Linked DNA regions of Homo sapiens: region 1 is linked to region 2. Evidence: chromatin contacts called from ENCODE Hi-C data. All regions are on one chromosome and are shown on one strand. The core of a region is the stretch at or near the end of the contact, and the rest is flanking DNA. Distances in the headings are between cores, read along the strand shown.

Evidence for each region. Hi-C counts contacts between places; a loop is a spot of excess contacts on that map.
Region 1: a map of mammary epithelial cell shows a loop between it and region 2 (2.4-fold over the local background). The contact joins two enhancer-like sites. A Hi-C loop is called at or near these places in 2 of 168 maps with a recorded cell type or tissue (heart left ventricle and mammary epithelial cell).

Annotation. Positions count from the first base shown.
Region 1 is chr16:47,902,900-47,908,118 of GRCh38, reverse strand. It overlaps LINC02133 (long intergenic non-protein coding RNA 2133), which reads right to left. Exons shown (of 6, transcript NR_110650.1): 5 at 828-980; 6 at 1-330. It overlaps LOC124903685 (a long non-coding RNA gene), which reads left to right. Exons shown (of 2, transcript XR_007065061.1): 2 at 205-629. Among named protein-coding and RNA genes, the nearest start is that of LINC02192, 18 kb to the right of the region's middle. RefSeq lists an enhancer at 3,692-4,193. Within about 2 kb of position 2,163, at least 2 of the 41 ENCODE cell types and tissues checked have a DNase peak (open chromatin) inside an H3K27ac peak, as active enhancers do; they include mammary epithelial cell, where a contact is called at or near this core.
Region 2 is chr16:47,846,608-47,851,660 of GRCh38, reverse strand. LINC02192 (long intergenic non-protein coding RNA 2192) reads left to right here. Exons shown (of 2, transcript NR_110649.1): 2 at 1,713-2,347. Among named protein-coding and RNA genes, the nearest start is that of LINC02133, 9.4 kb to the left of the region's middle. RefSeq lists an enhancer at 2,466-3,158. Within about 2 kb of position 3,065, at least 3 of the 41 ENCODE cell types and tissues checked have a DNase peak (open chromatin) inside an H3K27ac peak, as active enhancers do; they include mammary epithelial cell, where a contact is called at or near this core.

The sequences.
Region 1 (5,219 bases), core at 914-3,413, 57 kb before region 2:
GCATGTGAGGAAGCTTTTGGAGAGATGGAAATGATGGAAATGTTCTATATCTTAATTAGGATGTTGGTTACATAAATGGTGGCATTTGTCAAAAGTCATTGACCTATAGACTTCATATGTGTGAATTTTATTGTATGTAATTATATCTCAATAATATTGACTTAAATTTGATGTATTAAATTTTGCAATTATCTATTTATTTAGGTGAATGTCTTCTTCATTTTCCCTCAAGCTCCATGAGGTCAAGGACCATATCTACTTTGCTCATCATTGAATTCCCAGTGCCTTCAAAGCACAGTATTTAGCAAATGGAAGGTACTCAACAAATATCTGTCAAAGGAAGGAAAGAGGAGGAAGTTACAGTCATATTCAAAACTAAAAACATACACACATAGAAGGTGAAGAAGCAAAGCAGGGAATTAAATAACTGCTTGAACGGTTGAATTCACCAAGTAACAGAGCAACAGTTCCAGGATATGAGAAATAAATCTGTGTGTTCCAACGCCATTGAAGAAGGCACTTGGAAATAAGTGACTTTTAAAAACTATAGAATTTAGGGGGGAGAAGTAGAGGAGAGATGGAATTTCTGGTAGAGAAAACTTTGTGAATAAAGGCATAGAAGTAAATGAGTGGTGAATGAGGTGCGAAGAGCTTTTCATCTTACTCCAAAGTATGCAAATAAAGAGAGCCATCCTGCAGCTCTAGCCCCATCCCTTAAATCCAGACCACTCTCCTTCTCCACTACCCTGTGCCATGCAGCCCCCGGGCAGCTGCCGTGATGGAGCATCCCACCCAGGCTGAGAGCCCCACGACTCCAGCGTTCTCACCGGTGCTTGGCGAGGCCCTGGTGCTTAATGGAGGTCCCAGGCCTGGGGCATGCCGCAAATGGGCTTCAAAGAGAGCATCACGGGTCTTCTCAGCACCGCGCTCACCGGAGACAGCAAATTACAAGCTGAAAATTCACTACGTTTGTGAAAACCCTGAATTTATTTAGACAAAAGCAGATGGATAATCTTGTTACATTTCAGCACACCACACTTTATTCAGAGGAAATGAAACAACGCATTACGCGTTCCTTTCTTTCCATCTGCTCTCCCTTCCCTAAGTTCAGGTTTATTATTAATAAAATGAACTTATCCTGCCTCCCTTTCCATTCCATTAGCCTTTACTCCTAATTAAGTTTTGCTCACGTTGTCCTTTTCAGTGTCTCAGCAACTCTTTTTTCAACATAGCTATTTTCCCCCAGACCTCAAATCATTTCTACAGATGAACTGCTGCCACCAGGAATATAAAATGTCTTTATCAAATTATAATTTTTCTCAAATGTTAAGAAATTATCTAGGCCCTTCTGTTCCTCCAAAGCAGGTCTGACTTGAAGGACAGATTCTGCAGAGGATTAGAATCAACTCTTGACTTGAATTTTTGGGAGGAGGAGGCAGGAGTCATCTTCCTCTGATTCCAAGCAGCTTGACCTTGGTTAGTTCACTATTAGCCGGATTATTCACTTTCCCACTGCCCTCCATCCACCACTGGTTTGTTTATTTCCTTTCCCAAAACAAATGTAATGAATGGGTACAGAAAGTGTCTCGAGAAAAACCCACTCTAAAATTAGCTGGGCATGGTGGTGAGCGCCTTTAATCCCAGCTACTCAGGAAGCTGAAGCAGGAAAATCACTTGAACCTGGGAGGTGGTGGTTGCAGTGAGCCGAAATCGCACCACTGCACTCCAGCCTGGGCAACAGAGCTAGACTCTGCCAAAAAAGAAAAAAAAAAAAAGAAAAAAGAAAAACCCACTCAAAAAAAAAAAATGCCAAGGGTGGTGGTGGCTCACACCTGTAATCCCAGGTGCGAGGCTGAGGCAGGAAGATCGCTTGAGCCTAGGAGTTCAAGGCCAGCCTGGGCAATATAGTGAGACCCCCATCTCTAGAAATAAATAAATAAATAAAAGAAACAAATGAAAAGCCCAAGCCTCAGAGACAGTAAAGACAGAAAATATGATTGTCAAAAAAGTGCTGAGATGGATTCAGTGAGTCAAAGACAAGTCACCAGCCCTCCCTAAACTCCAGTCCACGTTCAAACAGGTTGGAATTTGTAGCATTTCTGTTCATAACCACGGCAGCTGGGAAAGCAGATTGTGCATGTGGCATTGTTGTCAACTTCTCTGGCCTGAGGAGTCTGAGTGTAGCTACTGCAATCTCTACCCCAGGCATTTTCCAGACCCCTTGGCACTCTGGTCATTTTCCAGACCCCAGGCAGGCATGACTCAATGCCACTGTCCCTCAGGCCAACATTCCTTTAGGTCATGTATGTGCCTGCCTGGGAGAGGGAATTCTTCCTGGGGTTCGAAAGAGTGTGCTCTGGAATCTTGACTCTTGCAGTCAAATCCCAGCTCTGCCTCCACCTACCAGGGCAGACTTGATCCAGTGAATTTGTGCCTCTGTTTCCTCACCTGTAAAACAGGGCTAAAGATCCAAACCTACTTCATGGAATTACTGCAAAGATTGATGTGAGAAAGTCTGACAAGCACTCAGCACAGGGCCTGGCACATGAGTGTGCAGAAAATATTGACTGTCGTTACTAATGGCAACTGTTGAGACTCTGATACGATTCAGGGAAAACTTCAGGTGTCCTGATTTGACCCCAGCTCATGACGGCATACTTACTTCTGCACCCTAAGATCTAGGAAAGCCACATACAACTCAAGCCACAGTAGCTTACACCAGATATTAAGGAGATCGAAATGTCTCTCGGGTCAGTTCCATAGTCCACTCAACTGAGGAACCGTCATGCTGATGGAGGTTTTCAGGTAAATTTGAGTATTATCATGATTCTTCTCCTGGACACCAAACAAACCACAAAGGAAGTTACTCTTGACTACCTTACTTCAACCCTCCTGGAGTTTATTCATGTTTTCAGTTAGAATTTCTTTCCTGTGGCATTGCATTGCTAATAACGCCAGGTGAGACTGGTGTTAAGCATGGGTCAAGGAAGTCTGCTATTGGTGTTTCGAAAATCAGCAAGTAAAATCCATCCACTGCCCTCCACAATGCTAGGACCCAGATCACAGGGAAGCTGACCTGGCCTCTGGCCTTTCACTCTAATTGACTGTGGGCTTCCCCATGGCTGACCTCTGAAATCACCAAGCTATGGCAACTCGGACACTGAAGCCCTGATTAACGAGCTTTTCTGGAGCGCTTTACCTGTTACCTGTTTTGTACCTTGAGCAAGACACCTCTCTGACCAGGTGCTGTCCTTCCTCAAAGCAGGGGTGGAGCAAGCTGCTCAGGTCAGCCCCTGAGGCTGATACTGCACTCTCAATGAATGGCAGAGTCACTCCTGCCTTTTTCACAGCCTTTGAAAGGTTCTGGAATGAACCCACATAAACTACTGCTTGCAGAACGGATGGGCGAGTTCTTTACGACTCTGCTCCTGGGCTCTTAGTAAGCACACATTTTCCCAAACTTAAATCTTCTAAATTGGAGTTGCCACCTTTAAAGGGTAAGCTGACCCAATGTCCTTGCTGGTCAAAGAAATTTTTTGCAAATGCAGAAAAATACTTAACACTTTCCTTTTCAGACACAGGATGAAAGAGGGCACAAATAGGTCAGAATATTGGCTTAAATCAAATTGTGGGAGCCGTTTGAATTTACTTTTATAGATAGAAAAACTGGAAAACGTCAGTCCCTCCTACTTCCTCCTTCTGCCTATGTCTCTCACTCAGCCATTACATGGATGTGCTCTGGGGCCTCAGAATCTTCCAGGCAGACTGCCCTCCCCACTAAGCAGGCATGATCTGGACACACTGAAGCAGAAAGGCATGCCCCTTCATAAAAGTCTGCCCCCAGTGCAGTGATTAAGGCAGGACAAAATGTCACCGCAGTGTTCCACCAGCACCTATGCCTCTCTGTCCCTAGGCTGTGCACCCACCCAGGCCAGCCGCATCACTTAGGTAACAGCAAATGTGAGCATCGCTGGTTGCTGTGGGAGGTAGAAAGACAGTGAAAGAATACCTCTGACCTGGAAGACTGTGCTGTCTTGGAGGGATCCAGGGTATAGTCCTAGAGAAACAACTTTAGGGCACTAAAGGCAAATAACATAAAATCTAGGGCTCTGGAGCCAGAGTCCCTGAGTTCAAATCCTGTCTGCATAATTGTATGAGCTTAGAGAAACTGCATTCCTTCCCTGTCCCTAAAACCTCATAGGGTAGTTATAAGGAAAATTCTGAATATGAAAAGTATTCAGTACAGTCTTGATTTTTAAAACTCTTATTGAAAAACTCAACCATCTCACATTACTGCCTGCCAACAGCTTTCGCTCCCAGAAGGAAGAAGACCCAACCTCCCTTCATAGGACTGCACAACCTCCCCCTGCCACCTCTGTGGTCTTAGTTCCCCAACTCTCACCCTTGCTCACTCAGCCTCAGTCACGCTGGACTTCTTCTGCTCAAACACACAGGCCTTCCTCCCACGGCAGCACCACCACTCTGTCGGCATCTCCATCCTGAGTGCTCTCATCGCCTCCCCAAGCCCCTCACCACTACCGCTCTTCTCTCGGCTTATTCCCTAACTCTATTCAATGCCGTCTTTTCCGTGACCACTTTTTCTAGAATAAGAATGTACCTTGCTTGCTGGTTTGGACGTGGAGAAAGGGAAACCCTTGTCCACTGTTGGTGGGAATGTAAATCAATATAGCCACTACAGGAAACAGTGTGGAGATTTCTAAAAAAAAAAAAAGCTAAAAACAGAACTACCATACAATCCTACAGTCCTACCACTGTGTATCTATCCAAAGGAAAAAGAATTCAGCGTATTAAAGGGATACCTGCACTCACTTATTTATTTACTTTTTACTTTTTATTGATTTAATTATACTTTAAGTTCTAGGGTACATGTGCACAACGTGCAGGTTTGATACATAGGTATACATGTGCCATGTTGGTTTGCTGCACCCATCAACTCATAATTTACATTAGGTATTTCTTCTAATGCCATCCCTCCCCCAACACCCACCCCCTAGCAGGCACCAGTGTGTGATGTTCCCCGTCCTGTGTCTAAGTGATCTCATTGTTCAGTTCCCACCTATGAGTAAGAACATGCAGTGTTCGGTTTTCTGTCCTTGCGATAGTTTGCTCAGAATGATGGTTTCCAGCTTCATCCATGTCCCTACAAAGAACATGAACTCATCTGTTTTTATGGCTGCATAGTATTCCATGGTGTATAT
Region 2 (5,053 bases), core at 1,816-4,315:
CTCTCAGAGCATTTCATGGCCATCAACTTAGATGCCAAGAAAGGAAGATGGGGTGAGGAGATGCGGCAACACCAAGGCAAACTTGATGTGAGGTGTAGCAAGAGGAGATAGTTTTCTTTCTGTTAGGAGGAGGCTGTCTGCAGCAAACACTGCTCTGTGTCTCGTGGGAAACCCCACAGGCTGCCCAAAGCCCTCACAGATGCCCGGTCCCATTCAGGCCTGACTCGTCCCATTGAGTCAGAAGGGTCTGGTGCCTCTGACACGATGCATCAACTGGGGCATTCATGAAAATGAAAAAGGAGCCAAGCCCGGCCCTTTTCCCCTATCAAAGGAGAGCAGCAGAGATCTGAAAAACGGGGTGATTAACTCCACCAGACACTCGAGTTGCCATGGATACTACCGACCAGCATGACATCTCTTCTGCCCCTTGGTTCTGAGGCTGCCTGTGCTCTTCAGCCCTGGCAGACAGAGTTTTTCTCCTCACTTCCCCAAAACTGGTTCTAAAAGCACAAAAGGCATTTGAGGACTCAGAGCAGGGGAGAGCTCACTCCATCCCATGTCATCTTTTTCAAAACTACATTTTTCCGTCTCTGTTGCACGTCATGTTAGCTGTATTCATGCTAATGGGAGATTGTGTGTGTGAGAACAGCTGTTCTAGAAAGTATGTATCTACTCTACGACTTAAGATTAAATGCCTTGGAGGTCTGGAGAGAACTAAGAGGCAAATTAAAGAGTTTTGTGGGTTTTTTTTTGGCAGGGGGCGGGGGTGCAGGGGAACAGGGTCTCACTCTGTCGCCCCGGCTGGAGTGCAGTGGCGTGATCATAGCTCCCTGCAGCCTCCAACTCCTGAGCTCAAGTGATTTTCCCACAGGCACAAGCAACTGTGCTGAGGTCCATGAACCCTTGTGTCTGTGAATATGTCTATTATAATGATTGTCACTGGTGATCTTGACAGCTATATTAAAATTACTGTTATCGGTAAAATGAAACCTAAACTTTGCCACTAAAGTGAAGTGCCCATATAAGTCCAATCCAAGGACAGTGACTGATCTTTGTGTCCAGACTCAAGCTCTTACAAAAAACTGCCAGTCACTAACATTCTCAATAAACACTCATCAGATAATCATATTTGAGAGCTGTTTTTAACTTTTCAAATACTCATCTCATTTGAGCTTTACAACTAATGAAATCAACAGTAAGTAACAACTGTCTAACCCAGGCCAAAATCAGTAATATGAATTATAATCATTTTTAAATGCTACAATGGGAACATATTTGAAATGCACAATCCAAGGTAGATTAATGGAAGAACAGAGGGATGACAGGTGGAGATGTATGTGAACAAGAAAATACAGCAGAATGTCAATAGTAGAATGCCTAGGTTGGACAAATTTCAAAGGTTCTTTCATTCCCCCAAATTCTATGTTTTTATATTGATTTTCTAAGTATTTTTCAGATACTCTAAAATGAAGATAAGTTAACATTGGTCAGCTAAGATCAATTTAAGGTTAATCTCTGCAGCAACTCAGAACTGATCCGAAATTTATCAGTCAGGGGCTAGTGTATGCTGTGGTAGCAAACATCACTAAAATCTTGGGGCTTAAAACTACAGAGGTTTATCTCTTGCTTACACGATATAGGAACCACAGATGAGCTGGGGGCTTTGTGCCTGCATCGCCATTGACACTGTCCTCTTTGTTGTTCTCTTCCAGGGCCCAGTGAACAGAGCCCCTGGACATTGCCGGAAGGAAAGGAGAAAGCCCAGCAAAGCACACAACGTATCAGGCTTTTCATGTGTCATTGGGTGAAAGGGAGTCACATGGGCCAAGGAGGGGAAGCAGGTGTCATCAGAGCAGTTCCACAGCCCTCTAGGCACAGTAACAGGCATGCTTTCTGTCCTTCTCTCCTTTTAGATTGTAAGCTACCCAAAGTCCATCTCCATGGGTTTTTTTCCTTATGTGCAAACTACCATATGACAGGTGTGCCTGACAATAACTCAGGTATAGCTGAGAATGATCCTGTAGTCCAAGAATGTTGGTTCTGAGCTCTGAACTAAGGAATCTGGGAGCTGCCAACCCAGAGGTTTACTCCTTATCTATGGAGCATAGGTGAACCCCTGGCCCATTTCTTGGAACAGCATGTGCGGGGAACCAAGGCCCTTTGTTTTGAGCTAGGTGGAGGTGGCCAGGTAGAGGTCGCCAGGAAGAGGTGGCCAGGTGGAGGTTGCTAAGCAAAGATTGCTATATTAACTGGGTGCTTTTTAGAAACCATAGTGGTTACCCCATTCATCCAGCCACTCCTGGACTCCCTGTACGTTTAAGTTGCCCAATAAAACTTATGTCTTGCTCGCTGTCTCTGGGTCTTTTCTTCAGCCTCTCAGACACGGTGCCCTCCCTGGGCTTGGACTCAGTGGGGGTACTACTCCACTACTACAATGCCCAAAAAATGCCCACCTCTCTTTCTGACACTCAGTAAACATCTGCCATTGGCAATGATTGAGCTTCTAACATCTTTACCCTATGAGGAAAAGCAGCTCTTTTCTATGTATGATACCCTTACTTTGCTGGCTCAAGGATGGTGTTCAGGGTGGGTCTTAGAACCTGTGGCACAAAAGCCTGTTGTTGTTTTCTTTGCCTGGTAGAGATTTGAGGCTCAGCAGTAGGAGGGTCTCTCTTTCTGGAGGCTCTCAACCTGATGCTTTGTTATTGTGTCTCTGCAGCAGGGAGCAGGGAAATGGGGAATCACTTAAGGACCCTGGGGCTCCGGTGGAATTTCTGCAAGAGAGAGGAGATAATAAAGACTCAATGGGGTGGGACAATTGGGAGGGAGGTAGCTATTAGCAGTCTGAATAAAAGGGAAAAGGGGGCTTTAAAGCAACCCTAAGGCTTGTTTTTGAGAAAAAGATCTCATCTCCTCATTCCTGTGGCTCCCTAACCCCCTGTGTGCCTCCCCTCCACAGATGTCTTTGAGTCTCTGTCTTGCAGTGATGTACGAGGCCAAGCTCCCTCCCCATAGGCCATCGAGCCAGATGATTCATGCTGAACAATCTAGTACATTCTAACACAGCCTTCTGTGAAAGGCAGCTTGGCTCCAAAGCTGCAAAATACAAAGCCTTTCACAGCAACAGCCAAACAGGTAAATAAATGAATCAATACTCAAGCACTCAGCACATTCACGCATATTTACTATGGGAACACGCTGGACCAGGCCCAATACCTGGGCTCCTAACTGTGCTAGTCAATATCACTTGTCAATTAAAACCTAAAGGAGTTTTATCACTCCCCCTGACACCCCAGACTCCTGGCTCATAAAATGGATTTCAAGTCAGTGTAAATAGCTTGCTTTGCCCAGCAGCTGTGTTCCTGAAAAGTTTCTTGTAAATCAAATCATCTTTTAAAATGCATGAAACTTTCTGCTTAAAAGGAACCCTGTGATTAATCCTTTTGTAAGGCAAAACATCTTCCTGTAATATAAAAAATACTACTACCACCTCCCCCCATCTGGCTCTTCCTCCCCTTGCCACCTCCTGGTTACCACCTGCCCACCTCCACTCCATTCCATAGGTCAGCTTTAGGTGCAAATACCATTTTTAAAGAGGATTCACATTTTTGTGACTTGGAAGCAAACCAAGACCCATCTTTTTAACATGTATCTTACAAATATCCTGGTTGAAAAGCCTGCAGAATATACATCACTTGTTTGCAGATACCACAATACACAATCACCAGAAATGCTGATGAGCTTGGCTATGAAAGGAATGAGCTGATGCTCTCTAAGAGGATGGCTTATCATCCCTTACTCAAAACAAAATCGAAGGCAGCATCTTGGAAGGCAGGTGGAGACACGATTAAGGACGCCTTTACTTCCCCTCCCCAGCTCACGCCACTGCTTCCTGCTAGTGAAGATTGAAAAGAAGAATGAATCATGGAAAATACCATTCTCCAAATGTCATTGGGAACATCAGTCTATACTTCTGCCTAAAAATGAGACTAAAGACTAGCCCCATGTTTCTCCTTCTTCCAACATTTCAGATTTTTGCCATGCCTGTGAGCCACCTGTAGCATTACTTACTCGGTTTTAGTTAAATTGACTTCTTCTTACTTAGCCTCATGAGAACTGAGGGCCAAGGAAGAGCTTTCCCCTTGACCCTCTGAAGTTCTGCTGAAAAATCAACTCACAAAAGGCAGACAAATGTGTGTAATATGTATACACAGGAACCTTGAGAATGATGATGTAATTCCCTGGTTAGGTTCCAAAGCTTGCATAGCATCTCGAGGTTATAGAAATAATGCATGCTCAGAGCATGGCCCAAAACAGGTTAGGTTGGTAGATCAAGTTTAGTGCCAAGGCAGGTTATGAGAAGGGGAGAGGAAGGGGCCTGGCTACCAAAGGGGGTCTCATTATGTAGAGTAAGCCTCTTGGGTGGCAGCCCTAAAGAGAACATATGGTAAATGTCCCTTTTCTGACATTTAAAGGGTCAGACTCTCAATCTCCCATAGATCCAGGAAAGGCCTAGAAACGGAAGGCCTGGCTGCATCCATGGAGATTCTCTACAGATGCAAATTTCCCCCACAAAAGACAGCTTTGCAAGCCACTTCTGTCTGTTGGCTCTGTGGCAGCCATTTCAAAATATGTCAAATAAATAGATTTTGGAGTAAAATATCTTTATTTCCTTCAAGAAGCAATGAGATCCATGAAATTGCAGGTTTCAGATGTAGTTATATCTTTTCTAGAACACGTTAATGTGAGCTTATAACTGAAACCACCTTTGGAAAAATTATAACAGTGAGAAAATTATGACAATGAATGAGATCTGATCTAACTCACTTCCATCTTGCCTTTAACCTCCAAACTGCCCTAATTATTCCTGGGCCTAGTCCAAGTTAACTCTGGGAGACATTTAGTTTATACTTCAAATGGTAATATCCCTTCCCCGAAACTCTACCACTTTTGTAAGGCTAATGAAAGACCACCAGGTCAGGAGGATGACATGAGCCTGAATTCTGCTAACATGTAAAGGATTACCAGTCATTATGCTGGGGTTCACAAGATT